Regions from separate parts of the Homo sapiens genome. Here region 2 is linked to region 1. A link is a contact called in ENCODE Hi-C or POLR2A ChIA-PET data. All regions are on one chromosome and are shown on one strand. Each heading gives the region's core, a stretch centred on a gene start or an enhancer-like site at or near the end of the contact. The rest is flanking DNA. Distances are from core to core; before and after follow the strand shown. Region 1 holds the start of PRICKLE2-AS3 (PRICKLE2 antisense RNA 3). Region 2 has its middle 100 kb from the start of PRICKLE2.

Region 1 (4,522 bases), core at 1,066-3,565:
GCAAGAGTCAGAAAGGTTTCTCAGGACCCCAGGATTGTAGGGAAGTTAATGTTTACAGACCCCCCCTAGATTGCTGCTAGAATTTTTGGTATCTTTCAGTAAGTTAGGAAAAGACAGCCTCCCAACTAAGAATTAGAAAAAGTCAGTCCCCAAGCTAGATTATCTGATAAAAGTAATGGCAAAAACAGCAATTACTTTTGTACCACTCTAATAATTGCCATAGCAATAACAACTACCACCACTGTTTACTGAGTGCCAACTACGTGTTAGGCACTGTCCTTGGGAGCTTAGAGATTATGAAATGAGCCAGTCTGTGGAACTCATTTTCTTGTGCCATCCATCTGGATGTTGATGAGTTTCTACCCCAAATCTCCTTTTCATTGTGCATGATTAATACTGAGCAGTTCTTTCTGACAAAAGCTTGGCAAAAGACTTAGCTACTCCCTGAGGCAATTGATGAAACCTTAGGAAGCCTCCACCATTGGCATGGGAGGAAGCTTGCCTTCCTGTTTGCTAAAGAGTAACTTCATTCATTCATTTATTCCATCACTTTATCGAGGTATCAACATATAATAAATCACATGCAAGTATACAATTTGGTAAGTTCCAACATATGTATGTACCCATGAAAGCATCAACATAATCAAGATAGCAAATGTACCTATCACCCCCAGAACTCTTGTCAATCCTTTTGTCGTTCCTCCCTCTCATTTCCCCATCCCCAAGTAACCATTGATCTGCTTTCTGTCACTACAGATTAGTTTGCATTTTCTAGAGTTTTATATAAATGAAATCACATAGTGTGTACTATTTTGCCTGGCTTCTTTCATTTGGAATAATGATTCTCAGACTCTGATTCACTTTGCATAGATCAACAGTTCATTCACTTTTATTGTGAAGTAGTAGTATACTATATAGATATAATACAATATGTTTATCCATGTACCTGTGGATAGACTTTTGAGTTATTTCCAATTTTTGACTATGGAAAAGAAAACTAAGAGCAGCCACTTTAAAAACCCCAAATGTTTAAAACATTGTTTCATTTAATTTTCACAACTATGCTGTAGTTAAGTACTGACATCCTTGTTTTTCAGAAGATGAGATGAAAGTTTGGGGAGGTGAATTAACTTGGCCAATGTTGGAAAGCAGCACAGCTAAAATTTGAACACAGAGCTAGTTATCATCGAAGCTTAGACTCTCAAACACTTATGAGCCCAGAAGGATAGTTACTCAAAAGACAGAAGTTATCGGAGGCCAGCACAAAGCCTGATGTCTGCATGGGTCTTCCATGAGACACTTTCTACATCTACCTTTGTATGGCTCCAGGCCACCTAAAGCAACATATAAAGACTGGTGTTGGAAAGCTCCAGTTTTTGATTGGACCTGGAAAACTGCCATATTGAAATCACACCTATACTAACAGCTTGCACATATGGGTACTTAATAAACAACTGTTGAACGAATAAATGGCTGAATGCACAAATAAATGCATAAAGGAAGGCACAGGCAGATAAATAGATTGAGGAAGGAAGTTAGTTACTTGCTGATTTGGTGGTGGATTAATCCAATCATCCCATGAAATTACTCAAAATATCTCCTGCGTCATAAGGCAGAGGAGATCATCTTGATACTACATTAACTCTCACACCAGGCTACAGTGTAGACTGCCCAGTCAGCAGAAAGGGTGTGCAGCTGTGAATTTATGCAGGAAGTCTAAGTAAGAGGCCAAGTCCCAAACTTTAGGACCCCAGAGTGAATTTACTGTAAAGGTTGGAGATACCTGTCTTGAAAGCTAGAACTCCAATGGCAGGTCTCTCATCCTGCATTTGCAAATGAGCCTTGGCCTTTCTAGGCCTCATAATCTGCACGCAAGCCTTGACAAGTCCCTGCTGGTGGAATCTGGCCGTGTTGCTGCTGACTTCATCTGGCAGAGGCCCTGAAGCCTGGGAACCCAGGTTCTAGTCCCAACTCTGACAGCTCCGTTGAAAACAAGTTTATTAACAGGCAGTTTTAGTGAAAGCTGCACACACAGGCATATTTCCCATTGCCATCTGATGACATCAGTGTATTTCTGGAGCCAAGATAAATACAGCATTGTTCATGTGACTAGCTTCCCAAGAAGAGTGAGGTGGACTGCTCTGAAGCCTCCTCCTGCCCTGCCCCCTTCTTCCCTCCCTTCCCAACTCATCTCTCAAACTGCATTGAAAACACCGAGGTGAGTGACAGTGAAGGCTAACTAGGAGATGCAGCTTAGGGGGAATTTAATCCAATTCAGTTGGAGAGACATGCATCTCCCTGTACCATGAAATTCCATTTTGATCTCAGCATGTGCTGATGGAGTAATGAAATAAAGACAACACTCTGCAAATGGCTGGTGAGTCTAATGATGGTTTTTATGGGGGTTTTAGAAGGGCTATTAGATTGTGCATTCCTTTCCTATAAGCCAAAACCACCCAGCAGACCTTGGGAGATGAACCATTTTATCATTCTTCTCTCCCTTCCCCCAGCATCTGCCAGCCTTTGTCCCTCCTGGTATAAATAGCTTCTCACATAAAAGAGCAAACTGTCAGTAGCCTGAAAGCTAACGGTAAAGCTGGACGCCTGGCACTGTGGCCCCAGCCGGGTGGTGGTGAGTCACAGCTGTATAATTCACGGTCCTGCAGTAAAAGGTATCAGCGCATGCTCTAGGTTAACAGGCCAGAAAGGGAGCTGAAGAAACAGGGCCAATGAAAGACTTTTAAAAGCATCTTGAGTTTTCCTTTAACAATCAGCCTTGTATTTGGGTGATATCCAGGGCATGCCAGTCAAAGGCAAAAAGACAGGAATGGGATTGGGTAGCTTCTGGGGCACACCCTTCATCCGTATCTGCACGCAAATCTGCTTCAGTGTCTTGGAGATTCAAATAATGATTCTGATGAGGACAGCAGCTACCATTTGCTGAGGACCTATTTGGTGTCTGCTTTGTCCTAGGATCCTTACAAAGATGAATTCACTTCTTCTCTGTTAGCTACTTTAGACTTGGGCAGAAGCATCCCCGTGTTACAGCTAAGAAAACTGATGCTTGAGATGCCCAAGGTTACAGAGTTAAGTGATGGAGTCTAGATGTGGCCTCATCTATTCCTAGCAATGTGGCTTTTCCATTAGCCAACAGTAATGGCTCTCAAGCTTTGTCATGCATGAGAAACACCTAAAAGCTTTGTTGAAACAGATTGTTGGGCTCCATCTTCAGAGTTCTGGTTTATTTGGTCTGGGGCAAGTCCCAAGAGTCTACATTTAACAAGTTCCCAGGTGATACTAGTGCTACTGGTATGGGAACCTCGTTTTGAAAACCACGGGACGAGGCAGACCAAATCTGGGTAATCAAGCCATCATTCCATGTAAAGTCCCAGCTCAAATGTCACTTCTGCAGAGAGGCTTCTCTTAGCCATCCAATATAAAGTAGATAGATTCTCTAAATCAGGGGTCTGTGTTTCAAATCAGGCCCCCTTCCTGTTTTTGTAAGTAAAGTTTTATTGTCACATGACCATGCCCATTTGTTCACCTATTGTCCAATGCCTGCTTTCACATTACAACATCAGAGTTGGGTATTTGCCACTGAGACTGTACAATCCATGAAGCCTATATTTACTATCTAGATCTTTACAGACAAAGCCTGTCAACTCCTTGCTCCAGATCATATCACCCTTTCTTATTGCTTTGTTAATAGACGTCGGTCTCTGAATGTGTCTTGTTATTCAGCTATTAAGTTGTCTGCATCCTTCACTAAACTGTCAGCTCCACAAAGGCAGAAGTACTTGCTTTTCTATTCACAGCTGTCCCCTAGTGCCTAGGAAAGTACTTGCCATATAGTTGGCACTCAAAAAATATTTGCTGAATGAATGTCACTATTGAGTGCCCAGGTACGTGACGCTGTCTGTACCAGTAACATGAGAGCCCCTGGAGGAAGTACAGTAAAGCCAGGGTAAGAGAGTGAGAAGAGATAAGGATAAACAGAGATTGTCGATAGGGAAACAAATCTTTGAAGCAGGGCCATGCTGCTTCCTGCAGTGGTGGGGAAACTGGAGGTGGGGAAAAGATGAATTCCTTAGTCACTAAGGTCAACCTCAGATTAGGAGAAATTTCCCATCCCTAAGAATGAAAGAGACTGTGTGACTCATGCTGTTCCCCTCCTCCAACTCACACCAAGTCTGCTTTCTTGGATCTGATTCCCTGAGTGGAGCAATGTGCATGCTCTTCACTGTGCATGAGGAAGGGGTGGAGGAGGAAAAGCCCACACGGGCACTAGAGTCAGACAAATGGCTGGTTCAAGTGCTGTCTTTGTCCCTCGCTGACTGCGGCATCTTGGTCAAGTTTCTGATCCTGTGAGCCTCAATGATTTCAATGGAGAAATAGAAGATTTTGTACCAAGGATTAAATGGGACTGTTTATTCACGCAAACCCTGTTTATTAAATGGCTAGCATGTGCCCAGCATTATTTTTGGTACTGAGCATAGAGTGGTGAATAAGACAATGTCCGTCT
Region 2 (4,454 bases), core at 1,093-3,592, 140 kb after region 1:
AAATTACTTATAAATGATTGAGCTCTGAAAAAGAGTATACACACACGGACAGAGAGAGAACAAGAAAGCAAATAGAGCAAAATGTTAATGATCAGTGAATGAAGGGGAAGGGTATAAGGGTATTCTTGTGCTGTTGTTTCATTTAAGTAATTTTGACACTTTTTCACAATTAAAAGTTGCAGAAAAATAAAGAATCAAGTTCAGAGAAATCTTTAAATGACACAACCAAGTTGCTGTCCATATGGTCAATTTGTAGCTTAGCCTATCCTTTGGTCTTCCCTCAGACTTCAATAAGGATATTCTCATTAACCCAGAAGCTGTCAAGGCCTAATAAAATTCCAAGTACCTATGTCAAAAATGTTTGTATCCAGAATATACGGAGAACATGTAAAACTCAATAATAAAAAGACAAGCAACGCTATTTTTTTAAAATTGGCAAAAGACATTTCTCCAAAGAAGATATACAAAAGGCCAATAAACACATTAATAAACGTTCAATATCATTATAGCCACTAGGGGAATGCCAATGGAAACCACAAGAGAGACCACTTTCCATACACTAGAATGGCTATAATTAAAAAGATAATAACTAGGACTGATGGGGATATGGAGAAAATGGAACCCTCATTCATACATAATGGGAATGTGAAACGGTGTAGCTGCTTTGGAAAACAGTTGGGCAGTTTCTCAAACGTTAAGCATAAAGTTACCATACAACCCAGCAATTCCACTCCTAAAAAAATACCCAAGAGAAGTGAAAATAGATGTACACACAAAAACTTGTACATCCATGGTCACAGTGGCATTTCTTCCTAATAGTAAAAGAGTGGAAGCAATACAAATGTCTATTGGCTGTGGCATAACCATCCAACGGAAGATTATTTGGCTTAGGTAGTAAAAATGAATGACATATTGATACACACTTGATATGGTTTGGCTGTGTCCCTACCCAAATTTCATCTTGAATTCCCATGTATTGTGGGAGGGACCCAGTGGGAAGTGATTAAATTATGGGGTCGGGTATTTCCTGCACTCTTCTTGTGATAGTGAAAATGTCTCACGAGATCTGATGGCTTTATAAGGCAGAGTTTCCCTGCACAAGCTCTCTCATTTTTTGCCTGCCACCGTCCACATAAGATGTGACTTGTTCTTCCTTGTCTCTCACCGTGATTGTGAGGCTTCCCTAGCCACTTGGAACTGTAAGTCCAATTAAACCTCTTTCTTTTGTAAATTGCTCAGTCTGGGGTATGTCTTTATCAGCAGCATGAAAATGGACTAATACAATACTACAACATGGATGAATCTTGAAAACATTATGCTAAGTGCAAGAAGCAAATCATAAAAGACTACAGATTGTATAATTCCACTTACATGAAATGTCCATAACACACAAATCTATGAAGATGGAAAGTAAATTAGTACTTGTCAAGAGCTTGGAAGAGGAAGAGAGTGACTGCTAATAGGTATGAAGTTTCTTTTTCGGGTGATGAAAATATTCTAAAATTAGATTTGTAGTGATGCTATTTACAACCCTGTGAAGATGCTTAAAAAACAGAACTGTATACTTTAAATGTGTAAATTGTATAAGTGAATTTTATCTAAATAAAGCGCCTTAAAAAATATATACAGTTGACCCTTGAACATCGCAGGGGTTAGGGGTGCTGACCCCTGGACAGTAAAAAAAACTGCCTATAACTTTTGACTCCTCAAAAATTTAACTACCAATAGCCTATTGTTGACTGGAAAGTTTATAGATAACAGAAACAGTCGATTACCACACATTTTATAGTTATATGTATTATAAACTATATTCTTACAATAAAGAAAGCTAGAGAAAAATTGATATTAGAAAATCATAACGGAGAGAACATATATTTACTATTCATTAAGTGGAAGTGGATCATCCTAAAGGTCTTCATTCTCCTTGTCTTCACAGTTAAGTAGTCTGAGGAGGAGGAGGAAGAGGATGGGTTATTCTTGTCTGAGGGATGGAGAAGGCAGAAGAAAATCTTCCTATAACCTGCAAAGTTCAAACCTGTGTTGTTCCAGGGCCAAGTGAATGTGTGTGTGTGCGTGCACACGTATACAATTATGTCTAAAGTGTTTGCAGGAAGCTTTTCCCCCTACTTTTTAATCTTTCTAGCATGAGATTTCTTTCTGTTTGCTGCAACTCAGAGATAAGTCTCCATTTTCCCTTCTAAACTTTCTACTCTAGACCTCTGGCCTAGTAGATAGACAAAGAAAGGAGACAAGAAGCATCACTCTTCTTCCTTCCAGCGTCAGTTAGTATCAAGTCACTCTGTGTTCCTTCCTCCCACACTGGGAACGTAAGCGCAAGGCACTGACTGATCAGCCAGGACCAAATTGTCCCTGGGCAATGATCACACGTACAGAATCAGGCTCGAAACTGCTCTCAGAGGCAGCTTGCCTCTGAAGCATCTGCTTTCTTAGACGAATTGGGAGTTTCAGATGAGGAAAGAAGAAGCCAGGTTTTTAAGGGATAGAAAGTGGTTTATGTGCTGCTGAGGAGAAAGGAGGAAAAAAGAGAAAAAGGAGGGGAATGGAACAGGCAGGGAGGAGAAAAGGGACATGTACAGGAGGCAGGAGCAGTCACATGATGATTTAGCCTGTCCAGCATCCTGTCCTATTCCTGGAAATAGCTGTCTGATTTTCCAAGGGAAAATGCTCTTTCTCTGCGTCAGTCCACTTGGCTTGGGTGGGGCTGAAGCTCAGCGCCAAGGGAGGTCCCGTGACCCTGGTCTCAGCCAATCAGTGCGTTCATTTTCTTTCACATCTTGATTAGTTCAGGGGTGAGCACATGACCCAACTGGGCCAGTGAGATTCAGGCTCAGGATTTCCGTTGGAAGTTCAAAGAAGAAGAAGAATCTATGAAGATTTTAAGCCAAGAGCAGCTGTCAGCAATCTAGCTAGCACAAAAAAGTACTTGCCTGATAATGCAGATAAGAGAGGAGGTTTTATCCCATGGTAACATATGGGACTCTGGGTCTAGAAGCTAGAATCCCTGACAGTTTGAGCTACTTTGTTCGTAACTCCTCTTGTGCCTCCTCTGTCCTTCCCCCCAACTTAAACCAGTTTGTATTAGTGTTCTGCCCCTCGCAATATAAAGAATTCTGCTTAACATGGAAGGCAATCAGTAGAGTTCCCCCAGTGCTTCCCTTAATGGTCACCCAGTGACAGCAACACAGTCTGTGATGGTTAATTTTATGTGTCAACTTGCCTAGACCACGGTACCCAGATATTTGGTCAAATATTATGCTACATGGCTCTGTGAAGGTATTTTTTTTTTGATGAGTTAACATTTATATCGATGGACTTTGAGTAAAGCATACTATTTTCCATAATGTGTATCGGCCTCATCCAATCCATTGAAGACCTTAAAAAGAGAAAGACTGACCTCCTCCTAAGAAGAGGGAATTCTGCCAGCAGACCACTTTGTCTCAAACTACAACTCTTCCCTGGTTCTCCAGCCTGCTAGCTAATTCTGCAGATTTCGGACTTGCCAGCCTCCATAATCACATGAGCCAATTCCTTAAAATAAATATCTTTCTCTACACATTTATGTGTGTATACATATCCTATTGGTCTTGTTTCTCTGAACAACCTCCACTAATACGCAATCAAATGGTTATCCCAAGACAACGTGCAGGATTTCAGAGTTTTAGGTAGGAAGAACACAATGTTTGCATTCCTTTCCCCAACTTTACCTCCATCTTCAACAATAGTCATACCCACTGTACACCAGGTTCTGTGTAACATCTTTTGCTTTCTTACATCAGCCTAATTCACATCTAATATACCCTTCCCATTTTACAGATAACAAGAGATTAAGTGACTTGCTCAAGGTCAAAATGCTGGTAATTGAGAGACCCAGGAAGCCAATTCAGGCCTCCCTTGATCCACCCCAAAGACCTCAACTAAAAGGCAAGTGGCTCATTTTCTGGGAGACAATTCCTGAGGATGCGCTTTTCTTTTTCAAAGAGTTGGGGCAGCAGATGTAAAGTTATAAGAAGAAGTGAGACCACAGACTGATACTCTACACCATCTGCCCCTTTCCCCCAGCACTGCTTCCCCATCAGGATCCATTTGTCAATTTAAACATCTACTTGTGGGTACTGCTTTTCTACAGAGAGTCACTGAACCAAAAGGCCATGGTTTCTGCCCCTGAAGAGTAGGATCTGAGCTCCAATGTCTAAAATGCTGATTTAGCTCACTGTCTTCAGTTGATAGACTCACACCTTCTCTAACCTTCCTCTGTCAGGACTTGACTTTTTACCAGGAAGTGGCTGTCACATTAATGGCAAGCTGTTGAGGACAGCTCCCTCTGAGGTTTATGCAGAGGACTACAGGACTCTCTCTGGGTGGAATGCCAGCCATTGCTATCCTTCCTTCTTATGACAACAGCAGCAGTTTCCACACATCTGGCATTGCCATCC

The links. Hi-C counts contacts between places; a loop is a spot of excess contacts on that map. ChIA-PET counts read pairs that join two places held with the same protein, here RNA polymerase II (POLR2A). Pooled maps may share reads with other maps.
Region 2: a map of cardiac septum shows a loop between it and region 1 (1.8-fold over the local background). The contact joins the enhancer-like site here to the promoter of PRICKLE2-AS3 in region 1. A Hi-C loop is called at or near these places in 1 of 168 maps with a recorded cell type or tissue (cardiac septum) and 1 of 50 pooled maps. POLR2A ChIA-PET finds 5 or more read pairs at or near these places in 1 of 52 experiments (MCF 10A).

Annotation. Positions count from the first base shown.
Region 1 is chr3:64,185,229-64,189,750 of GRCh38, forward strand. It overlaps PRICKLE2-AS3 (PRICKLE2 antisense RNA 3), which reads left to right and starts at 2,316. Exons shown (of 4, transcript NR_046702.1): 1 at 2,316-2,377. The region is part of intron 2 of PRICKLE2 (prickle planar cell polarity protein 2); the gene reads right to left.
Region 2 is chr3:64,324,894-64,329,347 of GRCh38, forward strand. No RefSeq gene overlaps it. Among named protein-coding and RNA genes, the nearest start is that of PRICKLE2, 100 kb to the left of the region's middle. Within about 2 kb of position 2,343, at least 13 of the 41 ENCODE cell types and tissues checked have a DNase peak (open chromatin) inside an H3K27ac peak, as active enhancers do.